Linked DNA regions of Homo sapiens: region 2 is linked to region 1. The links are chromatin contacts, found by Hi-C in ENCODE. All regions are on one chromosome and are shown on one strand. The core of a region is the stretch at or near the end of the contact, and the rest is flanking DNA. Distances in the headings are between cores, read along the strand shown.

The links. A loop is a pair of places that touch in the nucleus more often than their neighbours do. Pooled maps may share reads with other maps.
Region 2: a map with no recorded cell type shows a loop between it and region 1 (2.8-fold over the local background). The contact joins the enhancer-like site here to the promoter of OPA1 in region 1. A Hi-C loop is called at or near these places in 2 of 37 single-sample maps with no recorded cell type and 2 of 50 pooled maps.

What each region holds. Positions count from the first base shown.
Region 1 is chr3:193,589,146-193,595,699 of GRCh38, forward strand. It overlaps OPA1 (OPA1 mitochondrial dynamin like GTPase), which reads left to right and starts at 4,063. Exons shown (of 31, transcript NM_130837.3): 1 at 4,063-4,264. The coding sequence starts at 4,233. It also overlaps a transcript of ATP13A4 not described here. RefSeq lists enhancers at 3,725-4,376, 3,772-3,841, 3,892-3,941, 4,377-5,028, 4,542-4,621 and a silencer at 4,162-4,311.
Region 2 is chr3:192,060,552-192,067,105 of GRCh38, forward strand. No RefSeq gene overlaps it. Among named protein-coding and RNA genes, the nearest start is that of FGF12-AS1, 170 kb to the right of the region's middle. Within about 2 kb of position 3,085, at least 6 of the 41 ENCODE cell types and tissues checked have a DNase peak (open chromatin) inside an H3K27ac peak, as active enhancers do.

The DNA of each region.
Region 1 (6,554 bases), core at 2,813-5,312:
AACAAACAAACAAACAAAAACCAAATATATATATATGTGTGTGTGTGTGTGTATATAATTTGTGTGTGTATATATATGTATTTATATCCTCGACTAGGGTTCATAGGAAGTGACTGTAAATGTTTGTTAATAAGGATTATAACATGCTTTTCTGAGGGCTGGGGAGAGTTTGATAATGATGATGGTGCAAACATGTATGACTTCAGCTAATTATTGGCTTCTCCAGGAAACCACAAAGAGTAGTGTTAAGGAACTTGGAGATCTCCCAAGAAGAACTTTGCAAAAGCTTTTATGTATAAATTTAAATATAAAACTTATGAAATCAATTTTAAACATTTCCATTTCCATTAACATCTCTCATTACCTTCCTTTCTGAAAATTTCTGATTCGTTGGATAATTCTGAAAAGGGTCCCTTTTCCTGCTAAGGTAAATATTTAGAGTTTTACCTGGTGAATTGCTCAATTCCCAGCTGAACTGGAAAATTTAGTTTAAAGTAGTAAAATTATTTCATGACTTCTGGATCAGAAAAATATTTTTAACATGTTTTTACAAGTAATTAATACACAAGTTCAGAGTATAAAAGGGTTTACAATAAATGTAAGCCTCCCTCCCACTCATGACCCACTAACTTCAAGTCCTTCCTTGACTCTGCCCTTCACTAGGGCTTATCAACTCAAATATTTTCGTGGGTTAGGCATGTAACATAAATGAGTAATGCAAGTATGTCTGTTGTATAATGTCATATTAAATTGTATTCATATAATTTATTCATATAATTTTACTTGCCTACTTGCATACTTGTGTTCTTTTGCCAAAAAAAAAAAAAAAAAAAGCTCTTTCTCATTGTTTTGGAAATGGCTGACCCTCTCAGTCCTTCATTTTCTCTCACTTTTCATATTGTAATCATCCAGCAGGTTCTTCCTGCTCACTGCACAGACAAAATCATTTCACTGAGACCAGGGCATCGCAGTAGAAAAAGAGTTTAACTGATTCAAGACCAGCCTATGCAGGAGAACTGGAGTTGTCACTCAAATCAATCTTCCTGAAGGCTCTGAGGTTAGAGGTTTTTATGGACAATTTAGTGGGCAAGGGGTAGGGAATGGATGCTGCTGATTGGTTGGGGATGAAATAATAGGAAAACATTCCTTGTGTGCTGAGTCCACCTCTGGGCGGGGCCACAGGATCACTTGAGTCATGAGTCATAAGTCTCGATGGGGTGAGTCTGAAATATACCGCAAAAAAGCAGTCTTAGATTCTATAGTAATGATGTTATCTATAGGAGCAATTGGGGAAGTCATAAGATTTGTGAGTTCTGGCCACATTGATTCCTGAGCAGTAAGGGACTATAGAAACCATACCTACGTCTTAGCACAGTTCAGGCCCCTCTCATGATCCTGTTCTCTTGGCCTTTCTTACAAAGGTGGTTTTTGGTTCCTGAGCAACGAGGGAGTTAGCTTTAGGAAGGGACTATTATAATCCTTTCTTTCAAGTTAAACTATAAACTACATTCCTCCCCAAAGTTCATTTGGCTTAAGTCCAGGAATGAGCAAGGACAGCTTGGAGGTCAGAAGCAAGATGGAGTCAACTATGTCAGGTTCCTCTTGTCATAATTTTGCCAAGGCAGTTTCAATATAAGTAGTGGTTGTTTTTCCTCTTAATTTTTACTAAGAAAAGTAGAAGCACAAGCTTCATGATAAACAGTAATTGATGTGTTCAATTTCAGAAAGATGAAGGAGTGTGAACTACCGGAGAGGACATGAGTGCCTGAAGGATAAAACTACTACTTGGCTCCTGGTTCCGAGACATTTTTTGTATATAAGAATTGAAGGTTGATGTTGTTAGGCATCCTGATATTTTTATGTGATTTTTTAAAATGTGAAATTTGTTGATTTTTATTTGGCAACAAATGTAGCATTTTTTTGCTTGTTTGTTTTTGAGACGGAGTCTCGATCTGTCGCTCAGGCTGGAGTGCAGTGGCACAATCTCAGCTCACTGCAACCTCTGCCTCCTGGGTTCAAGCAATTTTTCTGCCTCAGCCTCCGAGTAGCTGGCTAATTTTTTTATTTTTAGTAGAGACAGGGTTTCACCATATTGGCCAGGCTGGTCTCAAACTCCTGACCTCGTGATCTGCCTTCCTCGGCCTCCCAAAGTGCTGGGATTACAGGCATAAGCCGCCATGCCCAGCCCAAATGTAGTGTTATTTTTAAAACACTGCATAGGCCAACACTGTCTAAACCAAACAAAACAGGTCTGTGGGCTGAATTTGGTCCAATGGTTGCAGTTTATTATACAACAGTTTGCCCTTTTTTCATGGCAACACTATGTATCTATGGGAGATCATTCCTTATCAGGACATACAGACCTAAAGCATAGGTTTTCATGGCTAGTACGGATGTAATTTATGTGTCTAGTTCCTATACATGGACATTTATACTGATTCCAATCTTTTCCCATTTCATACAGTGCAGAAATAAACATCATCATGCATACATCTTTGCATACATGGGAATGATTCCACAGGATAAATGCCTAGAAGTAGAACTGCAAAACAAGGGCTTCATAAAACATATGATAACCATATATAAATGGTGATGGTGGTTAGTTTCTCCTTTTTTTATGGTTAAAGTCTTTTATCCCTAATTTTTCTTTTTTGTTGTTGTTGTTAAAGTCTCTTGGTTTCTCTTATTTTATTTTCTAAAATAACAAGGAAGTAACGATTACAAAGACACTTTTTGTACAACCCTACAATCCCAGGAAGATCTACAGTTTGCACAGGTTGGTACAGCAAATTGCTCTCTGGACCTGCCATTGAAACAGTCACCACAATAAATAAAGAAAATTCTAAGAGTCCTGCATTTGGGAAGTTTACTATCAATGGCTAGGTCTACTCTTGGTGGTATTGTGAGTGCATGGGTCCAGACTTATGATTCTGACAATTAAGGGAAAAGGAATTGTCTTTATGCTCTGTGTATTTGTGTATGTGTGTGGCATGGGTGGGGGGCGGGTAGTGGGGAGGAGGTGAAAGGTCCCTGAAGTAAAGAGGATGCACAGGACCCTTTTATTTTAGTCCCTAAAAATTGGCTTCATAACCGTTCACAGGCCACATCCCTTTTACGGGCCCTGGTTTCCTTACAAAACATAAAAGGTTTGTGTTGGAAGGGGAAAGGAGTATTTAAAGTGATGGAGGAGAGGAGCTCAAGATGGCTGAGATCTGGGCCTGTCCAACATTGAGAAATTTGGGAGGGGAGCCATCAAAGAAGCCTGGGAGCAGCAGTTCCAGGGAAAAAGGAGAATGTGATGGCCAGAGAGCCAAAAGAAAAAGTAGTTGAAGGAGTGCTCAGCACTAGGCATCTGAACTGAATGCTGTGGCAGGCTCACTGGCCACAAACAATAGGGAGCTGGTGGAGGCCTTGACGAGGACCATTTCAACAAACTGGTGGGCTTAAAATCCGGAAGAAACAGTTGAACAAATCATTTTGACGCCTTTTATAAACCACACAAGCTTATTCCAAACCCGTTACTGGCCTAACTGATTTAAGTCCCTTTCCCATCTGATCCTCAGAGATTCTAAGGGACTTAGCCTATCCATGACTCTTCGTCCTGCTTCTCACCTCCCATGATTGCCCTAACGATGTGAAAGTGCTTTCAAACAAAGATGCCCAAGAAAGAAGGTAGGCAAATGTGCAAGCATTAGTTTGTAGTACGCTATTACTGTATTTCACCTTGCACTCTCTAGTTTCCTTCGTGCTCCCTCAATATCCAACTCTTAATAAATTCATGGCTCCCGGTGAGCATTCATCAATTCTCATTCCACGCCTTTAGCCCTTCCCGTTCCCGCCCAACTCTCGCTCCCTCCCCTGGCCAAATCTCTAACCTGCAAGGCTAATTCCGAATTCCAAATCGGAAGCAAGAGGGCGGGGCCCCGTGAGAGGCGATGGATTGCTCCAGTCCGTTCCCGACGCACTGTGCGCATGCGCTGGTCCTCCGCGGACCGTTCGTGCTGCCCGCCTAGAAAGGGTGAAGTGGTTGTTTCCGTGACGGACTGAGTACGGGTGCCTGTCAGGCTCTTGCGGAAGTCCATGCGCCATTGGGAGGGCCTCGGCCGCGGCTCTGTGCCCTTGCTGCTGAGGGCCACTTCCTGGGTCATTCCTGGACCGGGAGCCGGGCTGGGGCTCACACGGGGGCTCCCGCGTGGCCGTCTCGGCGCCTGCGTGACCTCCCCGCCGGCGGGATGTGGCGACTACGTCGGGCCGCTGTGGCCTGGTAAGTGCAGGCTCTAATCTGGCCCCGTTAATTCTGGGGCCTCTTGAGAGTGGGGCTGTCTTATCTCTATCTCCAAAAATGTGCAGGTGACTCTCAGGCCAGGCCGACGGCAGTTGGAGAATTCCCAGATGTTCTTGAGGACCCAGAATGACAGGAGCCCTGGCTGGGCTTACGTTCGGAGCCGGCTTCAATACTGGCCCTTTTCTCTGGCCCTACCCAACCCGAAAATTCTGGACGCCTCTCAATCTTGGCCCGTCTCTATTGTCCTTTTGTCTCTGCCCTTTACACCCTTGTGTCTTCAGTGTTCTGTCTGTCTCTGGTTGCCTCTTTTGCCTTTTTTCTGTCCTCTCCCTGCCAGGTTTGGCTCTGTCCATGAGTCACCTCTCTCCACATTTCTCCTAACTCTCGGTGTCTTCTTTTTCTTCCATTTCCACGCCATGTGTACATTGCATCTTCAGGTACCTGGGCTCTTCTATCGGGGAAAGGGGCGTCCGTCTCTTTCCCTAGCCCGCTGATAGAAGTCAGAACTAGAGCAATGACGCACACGGTGTCAGAGACGGTGATTCGAGATGCCCTTTCAATAGCAGCTTTTTTCTGTGTTTCGGGAGGGAGACTTACTTTTTGATGCAAGGTCGTGAACGTGGCACCACCTTTCTAATCTCAATCATTGTTGCCCTGGGGTGGTTTAATTCTAAATAGAAAATCATAGAAATCTTTTCATTTCTGTGCGTTACTATATGCATTGTAATGAGATTAAATTGGATTTTATAGGAAATTTTGTTCTAGTATCATTAGATACCTTCAAGCTTAGCTCATTGTTGCAGGCATTTGATAGGAAGTAAGATGCATCAAGCAAAATTGGAAAAACGTGGTTTTCCTGAATTAACTTCTAAGCAGTTGTTTTGAATTTTTTCCAGACCTTTTTAAGTGGTATAGATAATTTATCGTGTTTATAAGGAATGGAATGCATTCGTTAGTTTGTTTTTGTTTTGTTTTGAGACGGAGTCTTGCTCTGTCGTCCAGGCTGGAGTGCAGTAGCGCTATCTCGGCTCACTGCAACCTCCGCCTCCCAGGTTCAAGCAATTCTCCTGTCTCCGCCTCCGGAGTAGCTGGAATTACAGGCACGCGCCAGCACGCCTAGCTAATTTTTGTATTTTTAGTAGAGAGGGGGTTTCACCATTTTGGCCAGGCTGGTCTCGAACTCCTGACCTCATGTGATCCACCCTCCTCGACTTCCCAAAGTGCTGGGATTACAACCGTGAGCCACCGCGCCCGGCCCAATTTGTTTTATATAGGTTAACTGGAGTCCAAAATACAGAACTAGATGAGATAACAATAGTTAACAGTGTTAGTCAGTTAGAATTATTGCATAGGTATTTTTAATCTCATGGAATTTTAGTCTTTGAGTAAGTTCACAGCCCTTGGTATTAAAGTAAGTTATTTACAACCCTTGCATTTCTACTTCTCAATATTTAGTGAGGAAACATATCTGATTTTCTTTAAATAAAAAGAGAAAAGACTGCAGAAGATAGCATTCTCTGTTGGAGCAATTAAGATGTATAAGAAGAACTACAAAGACGGAGTTTTAAAACAAACTGATTTATAAGTGGTATTTATTTAATTGGCTGTCATTGGGCTAAATTATTTCTAAAGTTACCATGGATGCCATTGAGTCATGGCTTAAAAATGTCTCCTGGTGATGGCACAGTTTAGCTACCTAAAGAAGTAGAGATGTGGGAAGCCAGAAGCCCCAAGCTCTGCAGTTTTTCTTTTGCTATAGTTCCTTTGCATGTTGTGAAAGAATACAGTTAAATTCCTGCTCCCTAACAGATGAGAGCATAAGCATTTCTTTGGGCATACATATGTAAATACATGCTCATGGACATGTGAAAAGATCAATACTAACATTTGGGTGCAATAAATAATTGTGTAAAATTATTTTTAAAAGAATTACATATTAGGAAATGATATATTGATTAAAAGTGATAGTCAATGAACAAGAGAGTAGATTTCTGGGGGAAACCTATTTTGCATCATACTTGATTTTTAGTTTTGACTGAATATTGAAGTCTATATTCAAAATTCTTTTCCTTTAGAACTGTAAAGGCATTGCTGCATTTTCTTCTAATGTAATTGTTTATTGCTGCTGAGAATTCTTATGACAATCTGATTTTTTCATCTTCATGATTATCTTGTTTTTCCCTTCATGGAATCTGTTAGGGTCTTGACTTTATCCTTTATCCTAAATTTCTCAAGGCTTGGACCAGGTGTGGGTTTGGTTTTGTTTTCT
Region 2 (6,554 bases), core at 1,835-4,334, 1.5 Mb before region 1:
GACAGCCAGGCCGCCTTAGAAGGAAGCAGTCATGCAGACTGATTTGCTGTCTGTTTTAAATCCTGGTAGCATGAGGTAATTTACAACCTGTAATTTCCTCACTGAGTGGGAGGAATTATTCACATGCTATCAATGAAGGCACAATATAATTTACAGGTTTTTCTGCTACCCAGTCTTTTGGTTTAAGTTTCTGGCATCCTCTGAAGAGGAAAGGTGATGCCTAACAGAAAAGCTGGCATAAAATGAATACTCCAGAAATGTTAGTGATAGTAGAGACAGTATACAAGGAAAAAAGGAGAGAGGGAGGGAGAGACAGAGAGGGAAAGAAGGAGGGAGAAGAGGAAATACAGGAGAAGGAAGGTCAGTATTGTCAAATACTGAAGGAAAAATAAGGACAACAAGGACTCAAAAAGCAGGCCCTTTGATGTGACAATTAGGTTATTCATAAAAAAGGAACAGCAGTAGGGTTGACAGCCAGTAGCCAGGCCATAAATTTTGAAAGAAAATGGGGTGATTCAGGAAATATGGTAAATTAACTAAATTTTTCTGAGTTTACTTCCTGGTGAAATCCCAATAAAACTGAAATCCCACTGAAATATCAAGTAATATTTAAGGCATAAATCTACAAATATGGGGGGATTAGGAGCAGGGAAATCAATAAACTAAAAATTTTGAATGCTAGAACATAGATGGAATAAAGATAACTGATGTAGCAGCAGAGAGAAAGCCATACCCTAAGACTGCAATGGGAAAAGCTAGGAACCGACTTGAGGAACCAATAGCACTAGATAACTCTGGGAGTATTTGGTGAAGTGGAGTGGGGTGTGTGTGTGTGTGTGTGTGTGTGTGTGTGTGTGTGTGTGTGTGTTTAGAGAAGTGATCTCCTTTCTAATCACATGAGTTCCACCTAGGAAACCAACTCTTTCTAAAATTTCTTGCAAAGACCTCTTCTGTTTTAGCACACGTCTGAGCAGATGATGGCAGGTTTATCCTCTGAAGAGATTAAAGCTGAGAATCTATCAAGGTTCAGACAGAGAAGCAGGGTGACTATGAGTGTTATGTAATTAGGTGTGTGTCATGGCAACTAGAATTTACATAGTTGTAGAAGACACTGGAGAATCAGAGAAATAACCACCCATTCAATCCAAGAAGCCACACATGTCCAACAGTGAATTGGGGCTGCAGAGAGGAAGCTCACGGAAAGGTCTAGGGGGTACTATTGCTTCTAGGTAGCTCTTATGCCTATAGATCTTCAGCAAAGCATCTAACTGTGGGCCTGAGGCCCCTGTTGTCAGCATGGCAAACACTTTGCAAGAAACACTGAATGTGAAGTTCAGGAGAGGGAGGACAAGTGGGAACCTGACAAACCCTTATTGTGTGTCTGACCTATTTGACCATGAAAAGAGCTTCACAGTGTATTGAGTGATGCTTCACTTCTTTCTTCTGAATCTTATTAAAGTTTTTTTTTTATTTTTTGGCCACTCTAACATAGAAGAATACAGGAAAAGAGAGTCTAGAAAACATATTTCTCAGCTTAACCAAGTTGACAGCAGAGGGTCTCTGGACTATTGGACTATAGGGATGGTCTAGGGCTGGTATCATTTATGCGAACAGAGAGACCAAAGAAATTGATGCATATAAAATGCTGATCTCTCAGCCTTCTTTTCCCACTCACAAAATATCAGCAGCTAGGCCTTGACCCTCCAGACTACAGATCAGAAGGTTCTTATGAAGTCTGACTTCCAATAAAATAAAAGCCTAAATATTTGGACTTCACGTCTTCTCTAACAGATGACTTAGCCCAATCTTGTCACGGTGAAATGATGCGTCAGTGAGACTCATCCACTTACTCAGAGTTTCTAGTTAGCCTTTTAGCCCACAACACTCTCAAATATGAAGAGACAGCCAGGATCACTAGGTAAGTATGGAAAGCCACTAACATGGAAGAGGGAGTCCAAAGCCATAGACAGAAGAAAACAACTTGCAGAAAGTTGAGACTATGCAAATGAAAAGATATTTTTTAAAAGTATTACTAATATTTTCAAAGAAATAAGATATTATATTCCATTCATTAAACAACTTTCGGTATTATGGAAAAGAACTACTCATGAAACAAAAAGATATCTTATAAAATTTAAAGCTTGAGGGAAAAGAGTAAAACTCAATATAACTTTCAGAGGATAAAGTTGAAAACATCTTTAAAAAGGTAATCCAAAAAGATGAAGAAAGCAGAGGGAAAAAGCAGTGGGCTCACTCAAGAAAAATTTCCAAGACTGAATATTGTTCTAACCAAAATAATAATAAATATCTTTTGGAAGAATAAGATGGAAGTTTGCACACATCTTTGGAGATGTGGAGTGGGAAGAACCTAAATTCTCATCTGTCATAGTGGGTAGTCAATAGTGCCAAATCTGAAAAAAAAAAAAAAATATATACACACACACACACACACACACACACACACACACATACATATACACACATATATGTATATACATACATATACACACATATGTATATACATACATACACACACACACACACACACACATACATATATATATATATATATAGTGGGAAATAAGAAAATAGTGGGCCACGCGCAGTGGCTCACGCCTGTAATCCCAACACTTTGGGAGGCCAAGGCTGGTGGATCACTTGAGGTCAGGAGTTCAAGATCAGCCTGGCCAACATGGTGAAATCCCCGTCTCTGCTAAAATACAGAAATTAGCCGGGCATGGTGGTGGGCGCCTGTAATTCCAGCTACCGAGAAGGCTGAGGCAGGAGAATCGCCTGAACCTGGGAGATGGAGGTTGCAGGGAGCCAAGATGGCACCACTGCACTCCAGTCTGGGTTACAGAGCAAAACTCAGACTCAAAAAAAAAAAAAAAAACAAGCCATGTTATTTAGAGATACTAACGTACGTACATAAAGAGTAATTGAAAGTGATTGTCTCTGGAAAAGAGGAAATAAGGAAAAAGGGTCTGTGAATCATTTTTTGTCATAACAAATCTGGTAGAACTAGTGGCTCTTTGAACTGAGTAAATGCTTAAAAATGTTGAGGCGAAAAAAGTGGCTAGGTAGTGAGGAAGTAGACGCAGTCTGTTAGGCTGAGTTTGACATAAATAGAAAAAATACGCAAATGACAATGAGACAGCCGGGTGGGAAGGGCTTCCTGGCAGAACTGCAACCCGCCGGTGCACTGGGAGGAGTGCGCCCTGGGGTGGAGCCACGGAAGTTCGTACCGTTTCCAGCAGAGAGGAGCCTGGCCCTTCCTCTTCCTGTGTAGAACCCGGGATTTTAAAACTGCGAGGCGAGAAGCGCACCACCAGGGGTTCTGGCTTTGTGGAGAGTCGCTGTTTCCCTTTTATCCTTTTTTCCCAGTAAATCCCATTATTCTCGCCTTTCAAATGGTCTGCAAGGCTAATTTTTTGTGGCGTGTGATAAGGACCTGGCTCTTAGCTGAACTAAGGAAAAAGTCCCTCAAGAAGAAGATATTGATAGGTGGAATGTAACAAGGAAGGATGCGTGGGGTACTCTGAGAGGAACAGGGAAATTATGTGAATATTACTAGGCTACAAGGCAGCAACCAATAGAGATGAAGGGAATGGTTATAGAGAAGTGATAGTTACTAGATGGATGTACTTAAGAATTTGGGAGGGTGGGTAATCAAAGCACATTTTTTAAAAAAAAGCTTACCTTGGTGAAATATAAGAAACGCAATCTCCTGAAAACAAAGTGAAAAAACAGAGAAGTCAAATACAAATCTGACATAAAGAAGTAAGTCTTGCTCAAGAAAGACCTTGAAGCAGCCACACCAAAGGGTAAAGGAGCACTTTATTGGCAATGGAGGCATAGACATCATTCGATTACTTTAATCACAGGGCTCATATTGCCCCAGGTTGTGCCTCAATATTTTAAAATAGCCATAAATTTTCAAAAGAACACTTCCTTATGCAATGTATCCTTAAAAATTCATATAAGAATGTGTATGATTCATCTTCCTTCCATCTCTCCTTTTTTTTTGTTTTTCATGTCCATCAAGTCTGTCTAGGTCTCCACTGAACATATCCACTGCTCGATCTAATAACTGGAATAAACTATTCTGAAACAGTTAAATGAGAATTAGCTGGCCACACGGGAAGGCTCTGTTTCTAATTGGGTAATTATATTCCTGTCTATTAATCTTCAGTGTTAATCAGTCTAGGGAAGACAACCTGATCAATAAACAAACAACAGAGAAAAAAATCTTAAAATATATGGGTCACTAAAATCATTTTCTAAATGTTCTATATTTTAACAGGACGCCATAGAAAATAAAAGTGGACATTGGAGATTTCATTATTAGAAATGTTAATTTTTAAAAATTAGCTTTTTTGAAATCCACTGCCTTTTGTAAAAGCCATCAATTCAGAAAAAAAGTGTCTTATTGTTTGAAGCAAATGTTTATAGAATATACATGTGAAATATGCTACTTCTGTGTTTATTTGTACCTGAATGCAAAGAGAACATGAATAATCTTACAAATGTGGCAGGATTCCCACAAACCCCAGAAACCACATCAGCCAAATAGCTAGAGCACAGTAGGCATTCTAACTTAATAGTTTGCCTCAAGGAAGGTCAGAGTGACCTTGTTAATTGCTGATTCTGCAAAGAAGTAATTGCCAGATTAACAAAGCAAAAGGACAGTCTGTCTAGGTTCAAAATAATACTAGCACAAAAGAAAATCTGTTCTTTGCCCACGTACTCATTCCCTCCTGACAACATTCCCTAAGATACCAACATTTTAAGCAGAGGCAAGAAGAAAATTACCATTGTTTGCTGAACACCTACTATGTGTCTGCCACTTTTACAATTATAATGGCAGAGTCTTGTGTCTGATCAATACTAAATAAAATGGAGATTTCTGCTAAGAAGACATTATTCACAAGCGTTATAATTAACATATGTGTTTGTAATGAGGAGTAAATGCATGCTATATGCAGAACTATGCAGGGTGAGGGGCAGAAACACTGAGAAGGCCACACATCTATTCTCCCAGTGTGCCTAAGAAGGAGTTGCACTCAGTACAGAAAATGCCCTCCACTCCCCTCCGGGTTTGCATACATGAAGTAACGAGTAACTTGCTAGAGACAGATCCATTGTGAGGGATAGCAAATGGAATAGGAACACCAGACACACACACACACACACACACACACACACACACACACACACACACAATCCTGGCATGTTAGGTTTGAATAACCAAAAAACAAAATACATAAATTTTGAAGGTAGACTAAGAAAAACATACATCACACATGAGGAACAAAGATTAGAATAAAAGTAGACTTCTTTTTCAGAAATCATACAAACTAGAAAATAATAGATTGACATCTTTAAAATGTTAAAGAAAAAATAACTTATTAAGCCAGAATTCTATACTAGACAAAATTATTTTACAAGAATGAAGAAGAAATACTTTCCTTGGAAAAACAAAAACTCTGGGAATTTCCTGCCAGTAAACATAAGCTACAAGATATGAAAGAGAAATTTATTCAGATAGAAAGAATATGACACCAGACAAAAAGTTGGTGTCTCAAAGAGATAAGAGAACTAAATATAAAATAAATTAAAGTAATATAATTTTTTCTCCTTTTAAATTACTTTAAAATATAACTGACTTGACAACAAAAATTGTAGCAATTTATTTCGTATTTATAGCATACGTAAAAGACATAAAAACAATAGTACAAACGATAGGAGAGAAGCAATGAGAATGTTTACTTAACAAAACGTGGAACATTACGATGTTATTTGAAGAAAGGCTGTAATTAATTTTAAATATATATGTAATATGTATTTAAATATACATATTGAAAGAGAGGGCCGGGCACGGTGGCTCACACCTGTAATCTCAGCACTTTGGGAGACCGATGCGGGCGGATCACAAGGTCAGGAGTTTGAGACCAGCCTGACCAACATGGCAAAAGCCCATCTCTACTAAAAATACAAAAATTAGCCTGGCGTGATGGCGCGTACCTGTAATCCCAGCTACTCAGGAGGCTGAGGCAGGAGAATCGCTTGAACCCATGAGGCAGAGGTTGCAGTGAGCCGAGATTGTGCCACTGCACTCTAGCCTGGGCGACAAAGCAAGACTCCGTCTCAAAAAAAAAAAAAAAAAAAAGGAAGAGAATGTATAACCCTTAGGACAATCACTAACAAAACTTTATTAAAAGGAGATATAAATAATAAGTCAGCAGATGATATAAAATGAGATAAAAATACACTCAAGTGATACAAGATAAGATGTAGAAACAAAAAATAGAAAGAATAGATAAAACAAATAGAAAATATTTGATATTAATTCAATCCTATAAAATATTAAATAGGAATCATATACACACTCCAGTTAAAAAATAATGGTTATCAGAGTAAATAAAAAAGCAATATCAAACTATTTACTACACACAAAAAGATCACAATATAAAAAATAGATAAGTTGAAAGTAAAGGGATGAAGAAAGATATTCCATGCTTATGCTTATCAAAATAAAGCTGAGGTAACCACAT